Linked DNA regions of Homo sapiens: region 2 is linked to region 1. Evidence: read pairs that join two places in POLR2A ChIA-PET (ENCODE). Cell type or tissue: B cell. All regions are shown on one strand. Each heading gives the region's core, and the rest is flanking DNA. Links, peaks and the distances in the headings are about the cores only. Region 1 overlaps SAFB (scaffold attachment factor B). Region 2 overlaps LONP1 (lon peptidase 1, mitochondrial).

Region 1 (10,791 bases), core at 830-4,829:
GAAAAGGGTGAGGGACTTGGTGATTGTACTTTTCCTTGATCCCAGGAAAGAACTTCAGTCCCTTTTCTGGCTTCTGAGAGGAGAGATTTTTGTTGCTGCTGGTAAAGATGAGATGTGGAACCCCCAGGCCCTATCTCAATTCAGACTTACCCACCTGGGAAACTTGGAGGCTTCCAAACCTCTGCAGATAAAACATAGTACATGAAATGATGTAAACAAAACTTGTGCTCATGGGACTGGAGAGTAAAGACTGGAAAAGTTATCAGTAAAACTTGACCTGAAGCTAAGTTTCTAGGGACGTCATCGTGATTGACGTGTTCGGTACTGATGGCTTAGTTGATGCCAGGCACTGTGCTGAGGATGGGCATAGTTGAAGTGAGTGACAGAGTCCTGGGGTGGGAGGCTGGGCGTGCCAAGAAATTCTTATAATTCAATATCCGATGAGGCACAATCACCTAGTGGTTGAGAATGAGGTACTGGAGTCGGTTGTGAATGTACATGATGGGGATCGGATGAGGTCATGCATGTCGTGACGGGTCTCGTGCGTAACACATAGTAGGATCCCAGTCAGCGAGCATTAGTATTCTGTCCACACAGTACTGAGTACAGGCACGGCGTGGAGGGAGTCCCTGGAGGGTTAAAGAGTATTTTGTGAGTAAAGTCAGGGGAAATGGAGAGTGTGCCTTTCCCTTTTTGAGTTCTTCTGGGCTTAGGAAGGAGATGAACCAGATAAGCCTACTGTTTGTTGAGTGCTTCCTTTTCATGGCTAGTAGAGTCCTCACAACAGCCTTCCAGGGTAAGTACTGTATTATTATTAGCCGCATGTTCCAGAGGAAGAAGCAAAAACTGAGCACCTAAGTAAACCTGCCTGGGACCACCCAGCTAAGAACTGGTGGCGTCAGTCGGTCTCCAGTGTAGAGCGAGATAACAGATGAGTGGATGGGCCACAGGTCCTGGGTGGTGAGGGCGGCAGCAGCTTTTTGATCTTAAAAATACAGTTTCCTTGTCACCTGAGAGCTCTCTGAAAGCAGTGTGTGAGCTGACTTTTTGGATCAACTTTACTTTTCCCTTCTTTTTAGGCAATTGAAGATGAAGGTGGTAATCCTGACGAAATTGAAATTACCTCCGAGGGAAACAAGAAAACATCAAAGAGGTCTAGCAAAGGTATGGAGGATTTCATAAGCAAGTTTCATGTTAAGTGCTTTCTTCAAAACGAATACATTGCTAATGTGCCTCGTTTACTTGTCTGTGTGTTGGACTTGTGAACCACTCTGAACTGGGAGCCTTCAGCGAAGCTTTGCATTTTCTTTCAAGATCTCTCTACTGTGTTTTGTTTTCTTGGTATCTGGGAATTCCAATGGAGGATGGAAGGAGTATTTGTCCTTTATTCATTTTCCTCTGTAGATTGTCAGCGGTCCTTAAATAAGGAGTCTTTTGGGAGTCAGTCACAGTGGCGTGTGCCTGTAATTCCAGGCGACTCGGGGCTGTGGTAGGAGGATCACATGAGCCTGGGAGTTCAAGACCAGCCTGGGCAACATAGCAAAACCCAGCTCTACAAAAAAACTTTTAAAGGCCCGGTGTGGTGGCATGCATCTGTGGTCCCAGCTGCTTGGGAGGCTGAACCGGAAGGATTACTTGACCCCAGGAGGTTGAGATCAGCTTGGGCAACATAGGGAGACCCCCATCCCCACCAAAAAGAAATTAGCCAGGCATGATGGCATGCACCTGTGATCCCAGCTACTTGGGAGTTTTAGGAGGGGGATCACTTGAGCCCAGGAGCTCAAGCCTGCAATGACCTAATGATTGCACCACTGCACTCCAGCCTGGGTGACAGAGCAAGACCCAGTCTCTCTTAAAAAAAAGGGGGGTGGGGGCGGGGCACAGTGTCTCTCACCTGTAATCCCAACACTTTGGGAACCCAAGGCAGGAGAATGGTTTCAGTCTAGGAGTTTGAGACCAGCCTGGGCTGCCTCTATCCACTGCCAAAAAAAAAAAGTACCTAGGCGTCGAGGCACGCCTGTTTTCCTAGCTACTTGGGAGGCTAAGGCGGGAGGATCATTTGAACCCAGGAGTTCAGGGTTGCACTGAGCTATCATGGCACCACTGAACTCCAACATGGAGTCCAAAAAGTAGGACTGCCTGAGCCTCCTATTGCTTGGACTTGGAGAAAATAACATCCCTTATAAACAGCACTTGGCAAAAACAGAATTGTCACTTTAACATTTCTTTTAAAAGCAGCTTATACAGTAAAAGTCACATTCCACATGACATGACTCTCACCATCTTACCGAAATCTCTCTTGCCCATCCCCCACACCCTGTGCTTTAGTCAGGCCCCAAACACGTGATTTACTCTCCTGGTTCTCTGTGACTTCGCTCCGCCCACCCTTCCCCATCTGTCTGCCTTAGAGACCTAGTTCCTCAAAAGACAACTGATCCATCCCACCAATAGCAACTCGTCTCCTTGGGTCCTCTGTCCTCCCGTGGCATAGTTCCTTACCCCTTGGTTTAATATTTATGTCATCTTGCCTTCTGTCAAGAGCAGATTGATGAGGACTAGGGCTGTGTCTTGTTTATCTTTCTTTCCCCTTCAATGGTTTAACTTGGTAACACTCAACTATTGGCTTAAGAAAGAATCAGCTGAGGCAGGGCGCCGTGGCTCACACCTGTAATGCCAGCACTTTGGGAGGTTGAGGCGGACTGGTCACCTGAGGTCAGGAGTTCGAGACCAGCCTGGCCAACATGATGAAACCCCGTCTCTACTAAAAATATAAAAATTAGCCAGGTGTGGTGGCGGGCTCCTGTAATCCCAGCTACTCAGGAGGCTGAGGCAGGAGAATTGCCTGAACCCAGGAGGTGGAGGTTGCACTGAGCCCAGATCGCACCACTGCACTCCAGCCTGGGCGACCGCAAGACTCCATCCCCCTAAAAAAAAGAATCAGCTGAAGCTGGGCTTGTAGACCGAATGTTCTCTTGGTTCATGTAGAGTTTTCCCTATCTGAAATGCTTGGGACCAGAAGGGTTTCATTTTTTGGATTTTGTGCGGTATTTTCGTACGCATAATGAGATAATCTTGGGATTGGGGCCCAAATCTAAACAAGAAATTTGTTTCTTATACACCTGAAGATAATTTAATACCATATTTTTTATAATTTTGTGCATGAAACAAAACTTTCACTAATTCCACACATCAGGTGTGGAATTTTCTACTTGTGGCAATATGTCAGTGCTCAGAAGGTTTCAGTTTCAGATAGGGTTGCCCAACCTGTAATTGAAGGCCTGGTTCTCAGGGCCCAAAACTAAATGAGATAATAACTAATACTTGGTGGTGAAGTACTGGGTTTAAATATCTGAGAGTCAGGCCCCAGTGTCAGCCACAGTGTTTGGGGTAAGTGCTGGGAGAACAGCAGAATGAAGTCACTTCTGTGGCTCATGATACATTGCGTGTTTTTGCCTTTACTCAAGTATACTTCTGCCAAGGCAAAGAGTCCTGGAAAATCAATGGAGAAAGAAATAATAAAAGCAAAAAACAGAGCCTGTGGATCTCCTTTTTTGTTTTCCTTTTTCTTCTGATAAAAGCAAATACTTGTACTACAGGCTTTTGTTGCTGTTTTTGTTTTGTTTTTGAGGTGGGTTCTCACTCTGTCACTCAGATGGAGGGTAGTCGCGCAGTCATAGTTCGCTGCAGCCTTGAACTCCTGGCCTCAAGCAGTGCTTTCACCTCAGCCCCACAAAACGTTTAGATTTCAGTTGTGAGCCACTGCGCCCGGCAGGTTTTAAAATACGTGCATGGGAGTAAAAAGCAGAAGTTGTTCACAGTCGGGACAGCCCACTACTAAAAGTTAGGCATACTTCTCCAGACTGTGTGTGTATGTACAATGTTTAAAAGTAAACTTAGGCCTGGGTTACAGAGCAAGACCCTGTGTCTAGAAAAACAAAAAGTTAAATAAAAGTCAATGAGCTGGGCATGGTGGCACACACCTGTAGTCCCAGCTACTAGGGAGGCCAAGGTAGGAGGATTGCTTAAGCCCAAGAGGTCAAGGCTGCGGTGAGCCATGAGTGTGCTTCTACACTCCAGCTTGGGCACAGAGTGAGAGGGGGAAAAAAGTAAATATATAGGTATGTGCACACACCTGTATGCATATTTTTTTCATTAAAAAAACCCGTGATCTTGCTATACAAAATCTCACTGTTTTTTAACAGGCTAATAATCTTCTGTATGAATAAATACACAATTTAGCCCATCAGTCTTTTTATTACTAGACGTTTGGAGATTTTTATTTCCAATTATCACTCGGTACTTCCAACATTCAGTGTTTGCACGAACCAGAGATAAATACCTTTGTGTGGTCAAAGTAATATAATTTTTGATAACTTAGTGAAAGGAGAATTCTAGACTCCAAGGATATGGCCCTTTATTTTCACATAGCTAGTTTACAAATAGCTGTCCCGGCCAAGTTCAGTGGCTCACGCCTGTAATCCTAGCACTTTGGGAGGCTGAGGTGGGCGGATCAAAAGATCAGCCTGGCCAACATGGCAAAACCCCACGTCTACTAAAAATACAGAAATTTGCCAGGTGTGGTGGTGGGCGCCTGTAATCCAAGCTACTCAGGTGGCTAAGGCAAGAAGATAGCTTGAACCTGGGAGACTGAGGTTGCATTGAGCCAAGATAGTGCCACTGCACTCCAGCCTTGGCGACAGAGTGAGGCTGTCTCAAAAACAAAAACAAAAACAAAAAGCTGTCCCAGGTTGTACCCTACCAACAATGGGTGACGGTGCCTATTTCACTAAACTCAACATCAAACTTACCTTGTTTGCCTGTTACCTTGTTGCCTGTTATATAGAAGAAAAGTATTTCATTGTATTTATCTGCATTTTTCTGCAGGTGAGATTTTCGTTTGCATTTCTTCACAGATTATACTCTTCTGATAATTGGACATTTGTGTCGTCTGAATGGCCTTTTCATGCCCTTTGCCGATTTCTGTGCTGGGTTGTTTGTCTTATTGAGTTATAAAGACTCATATAAAATGTTTCTATTGTTTTAATCTGTCATTCAATTTAATCTGATTCGACTTGTGGTATTTTGATCACTAGGCTTCTAGATTTTATGTTACGCTTTAAAAGGACTTCTTTGCTTTTAAATTATTAAAAATATGACTGTAAGGCCAGGTGCGGTGGCACACGTCCGTAATCCCACGATGCAGGTGGATCACCTGAGGTCAGGAGTTCAACACCAGCCTGGCCAACATGGTGAAACCCTGTCTCTACTAAAAATACAAAAATTATCTGGGTGTGGTGGCAAGCGCCTGTAATCCTAGCTACTTGAGAGGCTGAGGCAGGAAAATCGCTTGAACCCGGGAAGCAGAGGTTGCAGTGAGCCGAGATCACGCCACTGCACTCCAGCCTGGGCGACGAGTGAAGCTTCGTCTCAAAAAAAAAAAAAACTATATGTATAACTCTGTTATATATAGAAAGAATAATATTTATGGTTTTATTTTTACATTTTACATTTGGAGGTTTAATTAATTTAGAATGTATTTTGCATGTGGTGTGAGGTAGGTAGGGATGAAAACATGAAACATTTAGGCTGGGCGTGGTGGCTCATGCCTGTAATCCCAGCACTTTGGGAGGCTGAGGCGGGCAGATCACCTGAGGTCAGGAGTTCGAGACCAGCCTGGCCAACATGGTGAAACCCCGTCTACTAAAAATACAAAAATTAGCTGGGCATGGTGGCGGATGCCTGTAATCCCAGCTACTCGGGAGACTGAGGCAGGAGAATCACTTGAGCCTGGGAGGCGGAGGTTGCAGTGAGCTGAGATCATGCTGCTGCACTCCAGCCTGGGCAACAGTGCAAGACTGTGTCTCAAAAAAAAAGAAAAGAAACATTTGTCATCAGAAAGATCACTTCTGCCCCTCCCAGTGCGTCTCCCCTCCCAGCCCCTGCAAAAATAAAAGTCGCTGTTGTGATTACTTCACCAGATATTAGTTTTACCCATTCTAGAACTTCATGTAAAATGGAGCCATGCAATACTAGCTCTTTTGTGTCTCATTTGTTGTTTTGTTTTGCTTCTTGTAATCAGTTTTATTCTAGAAATTTACAGTACATTTTGATATCTGATAGGGCAGGTCGGTAAGTTTTCTTGAATTATTTTCAACTACTTTATCAGTGGGTTTTATCAAGATTTTAACTGAAAATAGAGGGACTGCTGTAATGTGTGAATTCAAAATGCTTTAAAATTCCAGAAAGCATATCTCATGTAATCTCAGTTCTCCTCCTATTGCTTGGACTTGGAGAAAATGACATCCCTTTTAAACAGCACTTGGCCAAAACAGAATTGTCACTTTAACATTTTTTTTAAAAACTGCTTATACAGCAAAAGTCACATTCCACATGACGTGACTCTCACCATCTTAGCAGACTCTCAAAATAATTATCAGGGGCTGTGCGAGATGGCTCTCGTCTGTAAGCCCAACAGTTTGGGACACCGACGCGGAAGGATGACTTGAGCCCAGGAGTTGGAGAGCAGCCTGGGTGACATAGTGAGACCCCATCTCTCCAAAAAATTAGAAAAATTAGTCAGATGTGATGGCGTGCATCTGTAGTCCCAGCTACTCAGGAGACTGAGGTGGGAGGATCACGTGAGTCCAGGAATTTGAGGTTGCAGTGAACCATGATTGGGCTGTGATTGCTCTCCAACCTGGTAACAGGGCAAGACTCTGTCTCGAAAAAATAAAATAATTACCAGGAAACTAAATTTATTTGTAGTGTCATCACAAAGTACAAATTAATAGGATGTTTTATGGTGTTTGAGAATGTTTTGTAACTGGAGATGCAAAGTTGGCCTGTTTGCTTGGTTAAGTATTACCCAATCCTTTGCTGCTGGCTTGTTTTGTTCAGTTTTTGTTCATTTTGGCAATTTCATACTTAAGTTGCAAGAATAATGCAAGGAATTCCCATATACCCTTTACCCAGAGTCCCCAAATATTGCCATCTGACTACATTTGCCTTGTCCTTTTCTCTCCTTGTATGTATGTTTTTACTAGACCGCATGGTAAGTTGCAAGGCGCATATGCCCCTTTGCCCTACGTACTGCAGTAAAGTAAGGATATTACCTAACTGTAGATGTCCAGATCAGGAAATTAACATTGATACAATACTGCCACCTCGTCTTAGTCCTCATTTAGATTCAGTAGTTTGTTCCAATAATATTCTCTATAACTCAGACAAAAAATGTCCAGAGTCATGCATTGCATCAGGTTGTCATGTTTCCTTAGTTTTCTTTAATCTTGAACACTTACACTTATTTTGTAGTTTATTTTTCTATTTGAATTGTTTTGGGTTCTCCCCGCCCCATAATAAGGATCAAGTTATACGCTTGTCAGAAATACACCAGACATGTTGTATTCCTGTTTTTTGTTTTGTTTTGGTTTGAAACCGGGTCTTGCCCTGTTACCCAGGCCAGAGTGCAATGGTGCAATTGTAGGTCACTGCAACCCTGAATTGCTGTGCTCAAGCGATCCTCCCACCTTGGCCTCCCAAAGAGTTGGGATTACAGACATGAGCCACCACGCCCAGCCTATATTGTCATCAGAGTATACTATCCAGAGGCACATGCTGTCAGTTTGAGCCATTATTGGCCATGTTAGCTGACTTCAAATGCTATTGGCCAGGTTTCTCCACTGGAAAGTTACTGTCTTCCTTTTCACAGTTACATTTGTGGGGAAGATACTCTGAGACTTTGTAAATATCCTGCTCATCGTCCATTAGTTTTAGCAACCACCAGTTCCTGTCTATTCATTTATTCTGGTAGTTGCCAAATGGTGATTTTTTAATTTTGTTATTGTTTGTTTATTACTTGGTTTACTGACATAAGGAATAGCTTGCCCTTTGCCCTCATTTATCTGTGTGAACTTAGATTATTTTATTCCATAGGTTGAAAGCCTTTATGCTTATTTACTACAATGTGCAAAACGTTCCATTGGGAACCCTGTCAGACAGGCTCCCCTGTCATTTCCACATGTTCATGCCATTCTTGGGATACTTTTTTACCTTCTGGAATGGCAGGGTACGTGAGTCTCATCTTATGCTTTTCCTGCCCTTTCCCCGGAATCAGCCATTTCTTCCAGGTGCCCTGGGCCCTTTTGAGGAGAGCTATTAGAAACCAGGGTCTGCAGCCAGGCGCGGTGGCTCACGCCTGTAATCCCAGCACTTTGGGAGGCCGAGGCAGGCGGATCATGAGGTCGGGAGATCGAGACCATCCTGGCTAACACGGTGAAACCCCATCTCTACTAAAAATACAAAAAATTAGGCAGGCGTGGTGGCGGGCGCCTGTAGTCCCAGCTACTCGGGAGGCTGAGGCAGGAGAATGGCGTGAACCCGGGAGGTGGAGCTTGCAGTGAGCCGAGATTGCGCCACTGCACTCCAGCCTGGGCGACAGAGCGAGACTCCGTCTCAAAAAAAAAAAAAGAAAAAAGAAACCAGGGTCTTGGAACTTAGATGTACTTCTGTAACTAGGATGTCAACTCCTGGGCCAGTACTTGGTTTGTGAGAGCTACTGGGCTGATTGTACCTCAGGAAATTAAGTACTGTTAAAGCAATCCGAAGCAAGCCAAAGACAGCTTAAGAAAGGTGACAAAGCCCTCATGAACAGTTTGGCAAACTTGCTAGCTGGTTAAAATTGTTAATCACTTCTCCAGGATTTTTTAGGTGACAGTTATATCATTAGTGAATCAAAGAATTAAGCATGTTGCCAGATTGACATTGAAATGTACATAACATTCTTAAATAGTAAATAGAATTAACAGGAAATTTTCAAGTCCTGCGAAATCACTAATTAGAGAAAAATTTCCTAGATGTGATGACTTTTTAGCAGAGAAAATTTTCCTAGATATGATGACTTTTTATCAGAAAATTGTCACTTTTCTCCACAGTAACCTAAAAGGAAATTTTATAATGTGTTCCATAATAGTCTAAAAAGAAAATGCACAAGAATAACTAAAATTCTGGGCGGGGGGGAATACAGGGATTTCCTCTAATTTTGATGATAGGATATTGCAAACAACAGAAAGTTTGAGGGTTTGTTCATTTGATGGTGGGGGAAAGCTCTAATCTTATCTCTTCTTGTGTAAAATAGAAATTCCAGCTAGTTTAATACTTTTTATAATATAGTAATAAGAAAGACCTGAAGTAAGAATAAAACTGAGAAACAACAAAGAAAGAGAAATTTGGCTACATAAAAGTTTTAACTCTCTGTTAAGAAAGGTATGCAACAGTCTGGGAGAAAATATTATAGCACAGAATAAGGAAGAAACTCATATCCAGAAAGCATTGAATGTTCTGACAAATCAGTAAGGAAAACAGGCAACCCAGTCAACAAGGAGCAGAGACTATGAACAGGCAATTTACAAATAAATGAAAAAGCAGATGTGGCCTAGAGACCAAAAGATTCCCTTGCTGGTAGTTGCAGAATAGCAAATTTTGAAATGACATAAGATTTTTGCCTATCAAACTGGTAAAAATTTACACAGTTCCGCAAGGTGCGGTGACTCAAACCTGTAATCCTAGCACTTTGGGAGGCTGAGGTGGGCGGGTCACTCTAGGTAAAGAGTTTGAGACCAGCCTGGCCAACATGGAGAAACCTTGTCTCTACAAAAAAATACAAAATTAACCGGGTGTGGTGGCACGTGCCGGTAATCCCAGCTACTCGGGAGGCTGAGGCAGGAGAATCACTTGAACCCAGGAGGCGGAGGTTCCGGTGAGCCGAGATCACGCCATTGCACTCCAGCCTGGGCAACAAGAGCGAAACTCCATCTCAAAAAAAAATTTTTTTTACACAGTTCCTGTTCTCCTACATTGGCAAGGGTATTGGGGAAGGTGTAGGTGTTGGAGACAATAAATTGCTACAGCCTTTTTGAGAAGGCAGCTAACGTGGGGAACTGCCGTAGCATGGAGTCAAAGATGGAGGTGGATCAATACGCAGTACATAAAAATGTCCAAGGCCTGTTAGTAGTTTCTGTAACTTGTGTCATTGCTCACTAACAATAAGATTTCATCTCATCACAAGCTTATTTCCATATGTATCATATAATGTATGTAGATGCAAGATGATGTCCTGAGGCACCACCAAGCTGGGAACGTTGGTAACCTCTTAAGAGGACAGTAGGGAAAAGGGAAGGTATTATAGCTTTATACTTCCTATACTTAGGAGGATGAATCTTCTGTTACTGCAGTAAAGTTTAATACGTATATTTGCATAATTAGGGAAGTGTGTTTGTGTAATCAAATCAGAAAGTAATGAACCACCCACATGCAGCCCTGGGTACTATGGGAGCATCCCAGCAGAAGTCCAGGGCAGCAGAGTCAGCAGTGAGATTGGACAGTCTCTGAGGCAGAAGCTTAACAGAAGGCAAGAGATGGAATCCCAGGCAGGGAGCTACGAGCAGGCGATAGAGGCGATGACGGTCATGCCCATAGCTGAGACCACAAACTAGGGTGAAGAGCTGAGGTAGAAGGATTCAAGGGGCACATTGGCCTTGATACTAAAGACAAATCAATGGCTCTTCAGTTTTTGCCAGAGAGTTATACTTTTCCCATTTGCATTCATTTTTGGTTTTTTTAGACGTTTTTCTTCTCTGGAGAATACTGTCTTTCCTCAAGTCGTGATGATTAATAAACATTCCAGTCAGGGATGTGCTTTATACGTTGAAGATTAAACATTTTGAAGATTGCATGTTCTCTCGACATTTCCAGTCACATTTTACCTCGGGGGAGCTTTCCCCTGAGAAGGATTTG
Region 2 (10,791 bases), core at 4,684-8,683, 87 kb after region 1:
CGCCTGTAATCCAAGCACTTTGGGAGGCCGAGGCGGGTGGATCATGAGGTCAGGAGATCGAGACCCTCCTGGCTAACACAGTGAAACCCCGTCTCTACCAAAAAATACAAAAATTAGGCGGGCGTGATGGCGGGCGCCTGTAGTCCCAGCTACTCGGGAGGCTGAGGCAGGAGAATGGCGTGAACCCAGGAGATGGAGCTTGCAGTGAGCCGAGATCGCGCCACTGCACTCCAACCTGGGCGAAAGAGCGAGACTCTGTCTCAAAAAAAAAAAAAAAAAAAAAAGACCAAGTCTTGCTCTGTCACCCAGGCTGGCGTGCAGGGCTGCAATCATGACTCACTGCAGCCTTGAATTCTTGGGCTCAAGCGATCCTCCCCGCTCATTTTCCGGAGTAGCTGGGACCACGGGCATAAGCAACTGCACCTGCCTACAACCAAATTTTAATCACCTGGTCTTGGCCGGGCGCGGTGGCTCACACCTGTAACACCAACACTTTGGGAGGCAGAGTTAGGTGGGTCACTTGAGGCCAGGAGCTCAAGACCAGCCTGGCCAACACGGTGAAACCCCATCTCCACTAAAAATACCAAAAAAAAAAAAAAAATTAGCCAGGTACTTTGGTGGGTGACTGTAATCCCAGCTACTAAGGAGGCCGAGGCAGGAGAATCACTTGAACCCAGGAGGCGGAGGTTGCCATGAGCCAAGATTGCGCCAGTGCACTCCAGTCTGAGTGACAGGGTGAGACTCTGTCTCCAAAGAAACCGTAATCACCTGGTCTCTAGTCTTTGGCTTTGACGCTGAACTGTCTGAGCTGACCCTGGTAGAAGGCACCAGAACAGGCCCACTGGAGGTCCGGGGCACTTGCTTTAAGAATAAGTTCAGCTGGGCACAGTGGCTCACGCCTGTAACCCCAGCACTTTGGGATGCTAAGGCGGGCGGATCACGAGGTCAGGAGATCCAGACCATCCTGGCTAACACGGTGAAACCCCGTCTCTACTAAAAAATACACAAAAAATTAGCCGGGTGTGGTGGCGGGCACCTGTAGTCCCAGCTACTGGGGAGGCTGAGGCAGGAGAATGGTGTGAACCCGGGAGGTGGAGCTTGCGGTGAGCCGAGATCACGCCACTGCACTCCAGCCTGGGCGACAGAGGCTCCATCTCAAAAAAAAAAAAAAAAAAAAAAAAAAAGAACAAGTTCGCTGCCCCTAAGGGGTCTTGCCAGTTCTAATCACATTTGTAAGTTTGGTCGCTGTCTTCCCCCTGTTGCAAGATTCTCACAGGGAATGCCCCAATGCTGAGCTGCCCAGGACAGTGTAGCCGCTGGTGGCTGTCTGAATTTTTTTTTTTTTTTTTTGAGACAGAGTTTTGCTCTTGTTGCCCAGGCTGGAATGCAATAGTGCAATCTCGGCTCACCGCAACCTCTGCCTCCCAGGTTCAAGCAATTCTCCCGCCTCAGTAATCCCGAGTAGCTGGGATTACAGGCATAAGCCACCACACCTGGCTAATTTTTTTTTGTATTTTTAGTAGACACGGGGTTTCTCCATGTTGGTCAGGCTGGTCTCAAACTCCTGACCTCAGGTGATCCGCCCACCTCGGCCTCCCAAAGTGCTGGGATTACAGGCGTGAGCCCACCGTGCCCGGCCTGAATTTTTTTATTTTAATTTTTAGATACAGGGTCTCACTCTGTTGCCCAGGCTGGAGTGCAGTGATGCGATCACAGCTCACTGCAGCCTCAATCTCCTGGGCTCAAGCGATCCTCCCACAGGTTAGACCACTGGTGTGTGCGACCATGCCCAGGGATTTTATTTTTTTTGTGGAGACAGGGGTCTCAATATTGCCCAGGCTGGTTTTGAACTCCAGGGCTCAAGTGATCCTCCTTCCTTGGCCTCCAAAAGTGTTGGGATGACAGGCATGAGACACTGTACCCAGCCAATAAAATGTTCCATTCTGTTCCTTGGCCACAGCAGCTCTACTTCAAGTGCTCAATACTCACAGGTGGCCGGGCACAGTGGCTCACGACTATAATCCCAGCATTTTGGGAGGCTGAGGTGGGCGGATCACCCGAGGTCAGGAGTTTGAGACTAGCCCGGCCAACATGGTAAAACCTCGTCTCTACTAAAAATACAAAAATTAGCCGTGTGTGGTGGCACGTGCCTGCAATCCCAGTTACTTGGGAGGCTGAGGCATGAGAATCACTTGAACCTGGGAGGTGGAAATTGCAGTGAGCTGAGATCGTTCCATTGCACTCCAGCCTGGGTTGACAGAGCCAGACTCTGTCTCAAAAAAAGAAAGAAAAAAAAAAACCTCGCAGGGGTAGTGGGGCAGGATAGAAGTGCTGACCTCAAGAACCCAGGTGGGCCTGTGGACAGGACTTTCCACCCCTGCCAGCGCCCACAGCAGACATCACCAGTTGCTCACAGCACTTCCCCCTAGGCCCTGCAGCAGCCTGGGGAAGAGGCTGATGACACCAGGCACACAGGTAAGGAGCTGACACGCTTCAGGCCTTTGGTTAGCTTCGCTGACTGTCCCTACAGCGGGAGGGCAGGTGGCACCGCCAAGAGCCTGCCCACCTCGGAAGCTGACTCCTTGTGCCACCAGGCAGGCAGGACGGCCTAGGTTGGGGGATCAGGGTGGCCAACAGGCTGTTTCCTGTCCTGCAACCACTGGTACCAACCTCCCAGGCTTGGTGGGAAGAAGCCAGGGCTGGAAGGTGTCTTGGTAACCGCTGGAGGCTTTGGCACAGGGGACACGGGCTGGGGCTGGACCTGGGTTCCAACCCTGTCTCCTTCCTGAGCAGCTACAGGCTCCAGCGAATTTCCTGTGCCTCTCCCATCCCAGAGTCTTCCGAAGACCTCTGGGAGGAAAAGCACCCTCTATGTTCCATTAGAATTGAGTTCCAGACAGGCCAGACCCTTCCTAAGGGGCTCAGGGTGGGAGATGACTCTTCGGAGAGGCCGCAGGAACGGCTCAAGGGAGCCCGTGGGGGAGGCAGCTGTGGCCGCCCTGCGTGACGCACGGACTCACTTTCACCTCCTCCGTGACCTGGAAGTCCTCGTGGACAACGTTCTCTACCTCCACCATGAGCACCTCAGCCGGGAGCTCAGGGGTGGGCTCCATCGCCAGCTCCGCCGGGTGCCTGGCGCTCAGCTCGTCCTCCGCCTCCTTCTTGCCCCGCTTTGACTTCCTGCGGGGCTTGTGCTTGTTCTCCGCCTCCGGCTCCTCGGGCTCCACCTCCAGCTGTCTGCTGATATGGACTCTGACACGGGAGCAAGGCAGGTGTGAATCAGCCGCTGAGGCTGGGAGCTGGACCCGGCTGAGGCCTCCCTGGTGGCACAGGTGGTCCAAGGGTCCCGCTGAGCCCAGACCTCTGGAGCCACAGGGTGGCTACAGGGTCCTCAAGCTGGAGACGTGAGCCGCTTTCTCGGGGCCTCCCAACCAGTGTCCCCTCCACCCCTTAGACTCCAGCCAGATTCAGGCATTCCCTGCATCCCACGCCAATGCATCACTGTCCCCATCCTAAGTATCGTGGATAAGCTGCAGTGACAAGCCCCAGGGCCTCCTGTCGAAAACGGTGTCAGCCTGGCCGGGCACAGGCTGGTCTCCAAGACTCTGTGCCCTGGACTCAGCTCATAGCAGCTCCTTCCTGTTGTTCAGGTCTCGATTTCAAGGACACCATCGCAAAGACTGTCCCCAAGCACTTCACAAAAGCTACCCACCTCCACCTCTCACGCTGTCTGCGTCTCCCCTCAGAGCACCTGGCACCACCTGAACTCAGGGTCTCGCTCTGTTGCCCAGGCTGGAGTGCAGTGGTGTGATCATAGCTCACTGCAGCCTTTACCTCCTGGGCTCAAGCAATCCTCCTGCCTCAGCCTCCCAAGTAGCTGGGACTACAGGAACACGCCGTCACATCTAACTTTTTATTATTTTTTATAGAAACAGGGTCTTGCTGTGTTGCCCAGGCTGGTCTCAAACTCCTGGGCTTAAGCGATCCTCCCACCTCAGCCTCTTGCGTAGCTGTGACCACAGGCATGAGCCACCACATCCAGCTAATTTTTCTACATTTTTTGCAGAGATGGGATCTCGCTACGTTGCCCAGGCTGGACTCAAACTCCGGGCTCAAGCGATCCAATTGCCTTGACATCCCAAAGTGCTGGAATTCCAGGCAGGAGTCACCATGCCTGGCCCTGCAGCTCACCCCTTTCTGAGACAGGAGGGGTCCAGAGGTGACATGTCTCACTCTCACCCCCAGCTCTGGCCTCAGTGCTAGTGAGAAAGCCGCTGGGCTGACGGACAGGGCAGAGGCTGATGCTGGGGCATAAGGCATCCTGGCTGGTCTCCCGCGTGGTACTCTGCCCCCACCTCCCACTGTCCCCCGCCAGCCACCCACCTTCTGTGTCCCATGACGATCATGCGCAGCTTGTCCCCAAGGTCCTGCATCTCATGGATCTGGGCAAACGTCCCCGTGTGGTAGATTTCATCCAGGCTCTCGACCACATCCGACTCATTGCTGTGGGAGAAGAGCACAGAGGAATGTTGGAACATGGCTTTCATGCTAGGCAGGATGTCTCTGGCTGAGATGGAGGAGGGAGAGAAAAGAAACGCCCCTACCAAATGCTACTGAAAACCAAGAGCGGCCTCCTTGGCTCCCGCAGGAGCTCCAGAGCCTAGGGGAGCTTCTGCCAGGCCAGGGCTGCCCCAGTGGTCACAGGACCGGGTGGGTGGCTCCTCGCTAAGTCAGCCACAAAGACATGGTCCAGGTGGGACTTTGATGAGTCTCTTCTATGCTATCACAGAGCCTGCTTCGAATGCATGCATGGAACTCTTTTTTTCTTGAGATGGAGTTTCGCTCTTGTTGCCCAGGCTGGAGAGCAATGGTGTAATCTCAGCTCACTGCAACCTCCACTTACTAGGTTCAACCGATTCTCCTTCCTCAGCCTCCTGAGTAGCTGGGATTACAGGTACCTGCCACCACGCCTGGCTAATGTTTTGTATTTTTAGTAAAGACGAGGTTTCATCATGTCAGCCAGACTGCTTTGGAACTCCTGACCTCAGGTGATCCACATGCCTCAGCCTCCCAAAGTGCTGGGATTACAGGTGTGCGACCCCACGCCCGGCCCATGGAACTCATTTCTACATGGAGCCACATCTCCGAGCAGCTAGCTCGACTTTCAGGTAGCCTCATGGAGCATTTCATCACTAAGAGTCCCTGAAGTTAATTTCCCCCGTATCTTAACAATGCATGAAGTTTAGTACTACAAGCTGAGTTCTCAGCCCAGGCTGAAAAGGTAGCCTGCGTGGCTTCTGGCCTTTATTCTGGAGGTCTTCCCTGGTTTCCTCGGGGTCAGGGGTCAAAGGTGCAAAGTACAGAGTAGGACTTGTGGTGAGCTGGACTCTAGGGCACCGTCAACAAGGGAATGAAGGAAAAATCACACTTACCTGTCATCTCTCTTTAGAAAGACGCCGACATAAGGCTGGGCGAGACGAACTTTCCTTCTCAGCAGCTCAACCAACTTCTTATTTTTAACCTAGCATGACAATGACCCCAAAGTGAAATGCAGAGTAGATTTTTTTTTTGAGACAGAGTCTCATTCTGTTGCCCTGGCTGGAATGTAATGGCGTGATCTCAGCTCACTGCAACCTCCACCCCCACTGAGTTCAAGGGATTCTCCTGCCTCAGCCTCCTGAGTAGCTGGGATTACAGGCATGCACCACCACACCTGGCTAATTTTTTTATTTTTAGTAGAGATGGGGTTTCACCATATTGGCCAGGTTGGTCTCGAACTCCTGACCTCAGGTGATCCACCCACCTCAGCCTCCCAAAATGCCGGGATTATAGGCGTGAGCCACCAAACGCAGCACAGGGTAGCTTTTCTTTTTTTTTTTTTTTTCTGAGACGGAGTCTCGCTCTGTCACCCAGGCTGGAGTGCAGTGGCATGATCTCAGCTCACTGCAACCTCCGCCTCCCGGGATCAAGCAATTCTCTGCCTCAGCCTCCTGAGTAGCTGGGATTACAGGCGCCCGCCACCAGGTCCGGCTGATTGTTTTGTATTTTTAGTAGAGATGGGGTTTCACCATCTTGGCCAGGATGGTCTTTAACTCCTGACCTCGTGATCCACCCACCTCAGCCTCCCAAAGTGCTGGGATTATAGGCGTAAACTACCACGCCCGGCCTCCCAGGGTAGCTTTTGTAGCTGACATTTTTTGACAGCAGAGCCGCTCTAACGCTGTGTAGATTATTCTCTGGGGACATGCTGATCCGCATCCTGGATACTAATCAACATGGTTTGGGAACGCCTAAACAAAAAAAAAAAAAAAAAAAAAAAAGTGCTGGAGGCCAGGAGGCTGTGGTGGTGAATACAGTGAGCAGAACTGACCAGCTGGATTCTTCTTAGCGGTTTCCCCACTCCCAAAGGAAATTCAAAGTAGACGAATGGTCAGAACCCAGAAATTGATTTAACATCCAGCTTCAAAGGGGATGTCCAGGGCAAACTGTCTTGGTTTGAAAATCAAAACCATTCTGCTTTTATTAATGTCAGAATAAACATAAGTAATTTAAATGTGACCCACTCCAGAGATTGATAACTTCCTTTTTTTTTTTTTTTTAATAAAGTTTCAGGCTGGGCGCGGTGGCTCACGCCTGTAATCCCAGCACTTTGGGAGGCCGAGGCGGGCAGATCACAAGGTCAGGAGATCGAGACCATCCTGGCTAACACGGTGAAACCCCGTCTCTACTAAAAATACAAAAATTAGCCGGGCGTGGTGGCGGGCACCTGTAGTCCCAGCTACTCGGGAGGCTGAGGCAGGAGAATGGCGTGAACCCGGGAGGCGGAGCATGCAGTGAGCCAAGATCACGCCACTGCACTCCAGCCTGGGCGACAGAGTGAGACTCTGTCTCATAAAAAAAAAAAAAAAAAAAAAAAAAAAAAAAAAAAAGAAAGTTTCACTCTGCCACCCAGGCTGGAGTGCACTGGTGCAATCTCGGCTCACTGCAACCTCCACCTCCCAGGTTCAAGCGATTCTTCCAACTCATCCTACCACATAGCTGGGGTTACAAGCACACGCCACTGCACTCGCTAATTTTTGTATTATTAGTAGAGACGGAGTTTCGCCATGAGCCACCATGCCTGGTTCCTCCAATTTTCATTGACAGTTACTTCCTTATCACATCATATGCTGTTCATTAATGATCAAGACCCCCAGGATCACAGCACATTCTCAACGGCAGGTTCAGGGCTAATGATGTCTTCTAAGAAGCATTTGAAGGCGCAAGGAGCTCACCTGATTTCTTTCAAGCCTTTGTTAATTCACTGGACAGACCCTGATTAAAGGTAATGGCCTGGCTAGCCTGGTAATGGTAGCTCATGCCTGTAATCCCAGCACTTTGCGGGGCTGAGGTGGGAGGATCGCTTGAGCCCAGGAGTTTGAGACCAGCCTGGGTAACACAGTGAGACCCCATCTCTATTTTCTTTTTGAAGTTTTTAATTCTTTATTATATAATAAAGTTAAAATATACATATATATATATATATATATATATATATATATATATATATAGTAATGGCCCTCAAACTTTTGCAGGCACCAGGATGACCTGAAGGACTTTAAGCAGCTCACTGCTGGGCCCCACCCTTGGAGTTTTTGATTCAGTTCTAGGGTGGGTCCAAAAATCTGCATTTCAAACAAAAGAGCATCACATGATGCCGATGCTGCTGGTCCACAACCATCCTTTGAGAGCCAGTGTTTTGACTCACTCCCTAACACAGGCTCTTAACTTGTGGTCCAGAAATTCCTGACACTATAGATACATAATTTTTTTTTTTTCTGTTCCCAGAAAAAAAAAAGTCAGTAACATCTGACAGGAGGGTGTGTGACCCACTGTTATAAGTAAAATGTTTGTTTAGAGACAGAACGCTTGTACCTCTGTACTGTAAGGAAAAATTAGCATTTGGACAAAAAGTTTTCTTAGCAAGACAATTTTACTTTCTGAAGAAAGGGTGCTCCTCGCAGATGGAACAATGGCGAGAGCAGAGCACACCTGAACAAAGGAGGGAAGCAATTTTTTTTTAAGACAGAGTCTTGCTCTGTCGCCCAGGCTAGAGCGCAGTGGAGCGATCTCAGCTCACTGCAAGCTCCGCCTCCTGGGTTCACACCATTCTCCTGCCTCAGCCTCCCGAGTAGCTGGGACTACGGGCGCCCACCACCACTCCAGGCTAATTTTTTTGTATTTTTAGTAGAGACGGGGTTTCACCTTGTTAGCCAGTATGGTCTCGATCTCCTGACCTCGTGATCCGCCCACCTCAGCCTCCCAAAGTGCTGGGATTGCAGGCGTGAGCCACCGCGCCCAGCCCACGAAGTTAGTTTTTAAAAGAAACTAATACTTCTAACACTTATGATTTATTCTTTAATACCCACCAAAAATTAAGAGCCATTGTTCCTTACTCAAAAGTTGCTAATAGGAGAGAAGCTTCTAGAGCAAGTTGGCCAGACAAGTCAAGTACAAACTGAAGAGTAAATCAAGCTTTGCTAACAATTTCAGAAACATTTATTGGGTCCCAAAGAAGTTGCCTCCCAATTTCCCCTCTGCCAACAGCTGATAGCTGCATCCTTGGCATCTGCCTCCTGGCCTTGGCAGGATCCATTTTTATGATTTACAATGCATCATCAACCAGAAATACAATGAGAACCACCTGCCAGTCTCCCAAATACTATCTGCAGCCACTCATTTAACTCTCCTGGCTAGCTCCACGTGGGCCGTCTGAACTCTCTTAGAAGAATCATCTCTCTGCTCAGGCACCGGGAGCAAGGGGCATCTGTCGCTCTGCAGAACGGAGGGGACCAGGCCTGATGAACACCATCCTGGGCCCAGAAACCTGGGAGGGTAAAGAGAACTGCCAGGGGTGAAGTCAAGGATGGGAAAAAGGCCTCCGGGGCAGAGTCCTGAAATGTCAGAAGTACACCAAAGAGGAAACAGCATCACGTTATTGCTGAGGCAGGGCCTCATTCTGTTGCCCAGGCTGCAGTGCAGTGGTGACACCATGGCTCACTGCAGCCTTGATCTCCCAGTTTCAAGTGATCCTCCTGCCTCAGCCTTCCAAGTAGCTGGGAAGACAGGTGCATGCCACTGTGCCCGGCTTTTCTTTCTTTCTTTTTTTTTTTTTTTTTGTAGAGACAGGGTCTATGTTGACCATACTGGTTTCAAATTATGCTCCTGCCTCAGCCTCCCAAAGTGCTGGGATTAAACATGTGAGACACCGTGCCCAGCCCACATGGCCTCATTTAAATCCCACAACAACTCTAATAAGACACTAATATGTCCAGGTCACAGATGAGAAGAGGGAAGCCAAAGGAATAACTTGCTGAAGGTTATGGAGCTAGGATAGGACCCCACAAGGTCTTGCTCTGGGGGCCTGCATCAGTAACCAGTACTCAACATCAAGGAAAGGCCTTGGGGCCGGGCGCAGTGACTCGCACCTGCAATCCCAGCACTTTGGGAGGCTGAGGCGGGTGAATCACTTGAGGTCAGGAGTTCGAGACGAGCGTGGGCAACATGGTGAAACCCTGTCTCTTCTAAAAATAGAAAAATTAGCCAGCCACGGTGGCGGGCGCCTGTAATCCCAGCTACTCAGGGGGCTGAGGCAGGAGAATCACTTGAACCCGGGAGGCAGAGGTTGCAGTGAGCTGAAATCGCGCCACTGCACTTTAGCCTAGATGACAGAGTGCAACTTGGTCTCAAAAAAAAAAAAAAAAAAATCTTGGAGCAGCGTTGGAGAAGCTCCCTCTGTCCCCTCTCTACTGGCTGCTGCCCCTCTGAAATGGCCTTTCCCTTCCCAACAGATCCTTGAGATTTGTTTAGAAGAGTCTGGAGAGTGAGCGCAGAGGCTGACTCACTGCGTGACCTTGCTCTGCCAGTTAGGAGATAACCTTCCCATAGATGCCACTTTCCACATCAGTAGTTTTTTTTTTTAAGGGAAGGGGAGCTGGGGGAGAAGGCTTTTGGGGCCTTCCTACTGTAAAAGCTCAAGTTCCTTACACTCACTGCTTTCTCTCTATTACATCATCCTGCTCCCTCCCCACCCCCAAGGCTCTTAGTCTGAAATGATCTAATTTCTACCACCGGAATGACTTGTTCTCTACAGTATTCTCAGAACTTGCTACGTGGTAGGAGGTCAAGAACACACTGAATAACCCACCTCTTCCCACCCTCCTAAGCCTCCTGTCCCATCCATGCTCTACTATTTCTCGTAATTATTGCCTTCTAATACAATATCGTTACTAAACATCTTTATTGCCTGTCTCATCCTGCCAAAATGTAAGCTCCAAGGCAGATTTATTTTTTAAGAGACAGGGTCTCGCCATGTTGACCAGGCTGGACTCCAGGTTTCCAACAATCCTTCCACCTCAGCCGCCAGAGTAGCTGGGAGTACAGCGCGCGCCACCATGCCCAGCTTCAAAGGCAGAAATTTTTGTCTGTTTTGTTCACTGCCATATCCCCAGAACCTAGAACACTCTCTGGCAAATAATAAGCAATCAAGAAGTATTTGTCTAAGAAAGGAATGAATTCTGATCCCAGTGAGGCTCGTAACCAGACGGCAGAGCGCCTGGGGCGAGGAGGTATTACAAAACTCGTGCCAAGTAAGGAGAAAACTAACAGCGCCGTAACACTACTCAGGTCCCTCCCGGCCCCGGATTTCTATGACCGGCGTTCTAAAGTGGATAATCCTAGGCTCATCGGGTTCAACTCCTCTCATCTAACGGATCCTAAGAAATCCGAAAGGGAGAGGACTTTGGCTCAAGG

What was found. Peaks named below come from ENCODE experiments on the same cell type or tissue, not always from the same donor. Only the 100,000 strongest peaks of a DNase experiment are listed, where the experiment ranks them.
Region 2: POLR2A ChIA-PET joins it to region 1 with 6 read pairs; 19 of 35 experiments call an interaction of 5 or more read pairs at or near these places.

Annotation. Positions count from the first base shown.
Region 1 is chr19:5,625,326-5,636,116 of GRCh38, forward strand. SAFB (scaffold attachment factor B) reads left to right here. Exons shown (of 21, transcript NM_001201338.2): 2 at 1,080-1,164. Among named protein-coding and RNA genes, the nearest start is that of SAFB, 7.6 kb to the left of the region's middle. In B cell, for the core only: no CTCF peak of the experiment used is centred there; DNase peaks (open chromatin) are centred at 2,376, 3,298 and 3,766; H3K4me3 peaks cover 387 bases; H3K27ac peaks cover 4,000 bases.
Region 2 is chr19:5,708,751-5,719,541 of GRCh38, forward strand. LONP1 (lon peptidase 1, mitochondrial) reads right to left here. Exons shown (of 18, transcript NM_004793.4): 2 at 5,433-5,521; 3 at 4,384-4,503; 4 at 3,021-3,252. Among named protein-coding and RNA genes, the nearest start is that of LONP1, 6.0 kb to the right of the region's middle. RefSeq lists enhancers at 9,011-9,527, 9,528-10,043. In B cell, for the core only: no CTCF peak of the experiment used is centred there; no DNase peak of the experiment used is centred there.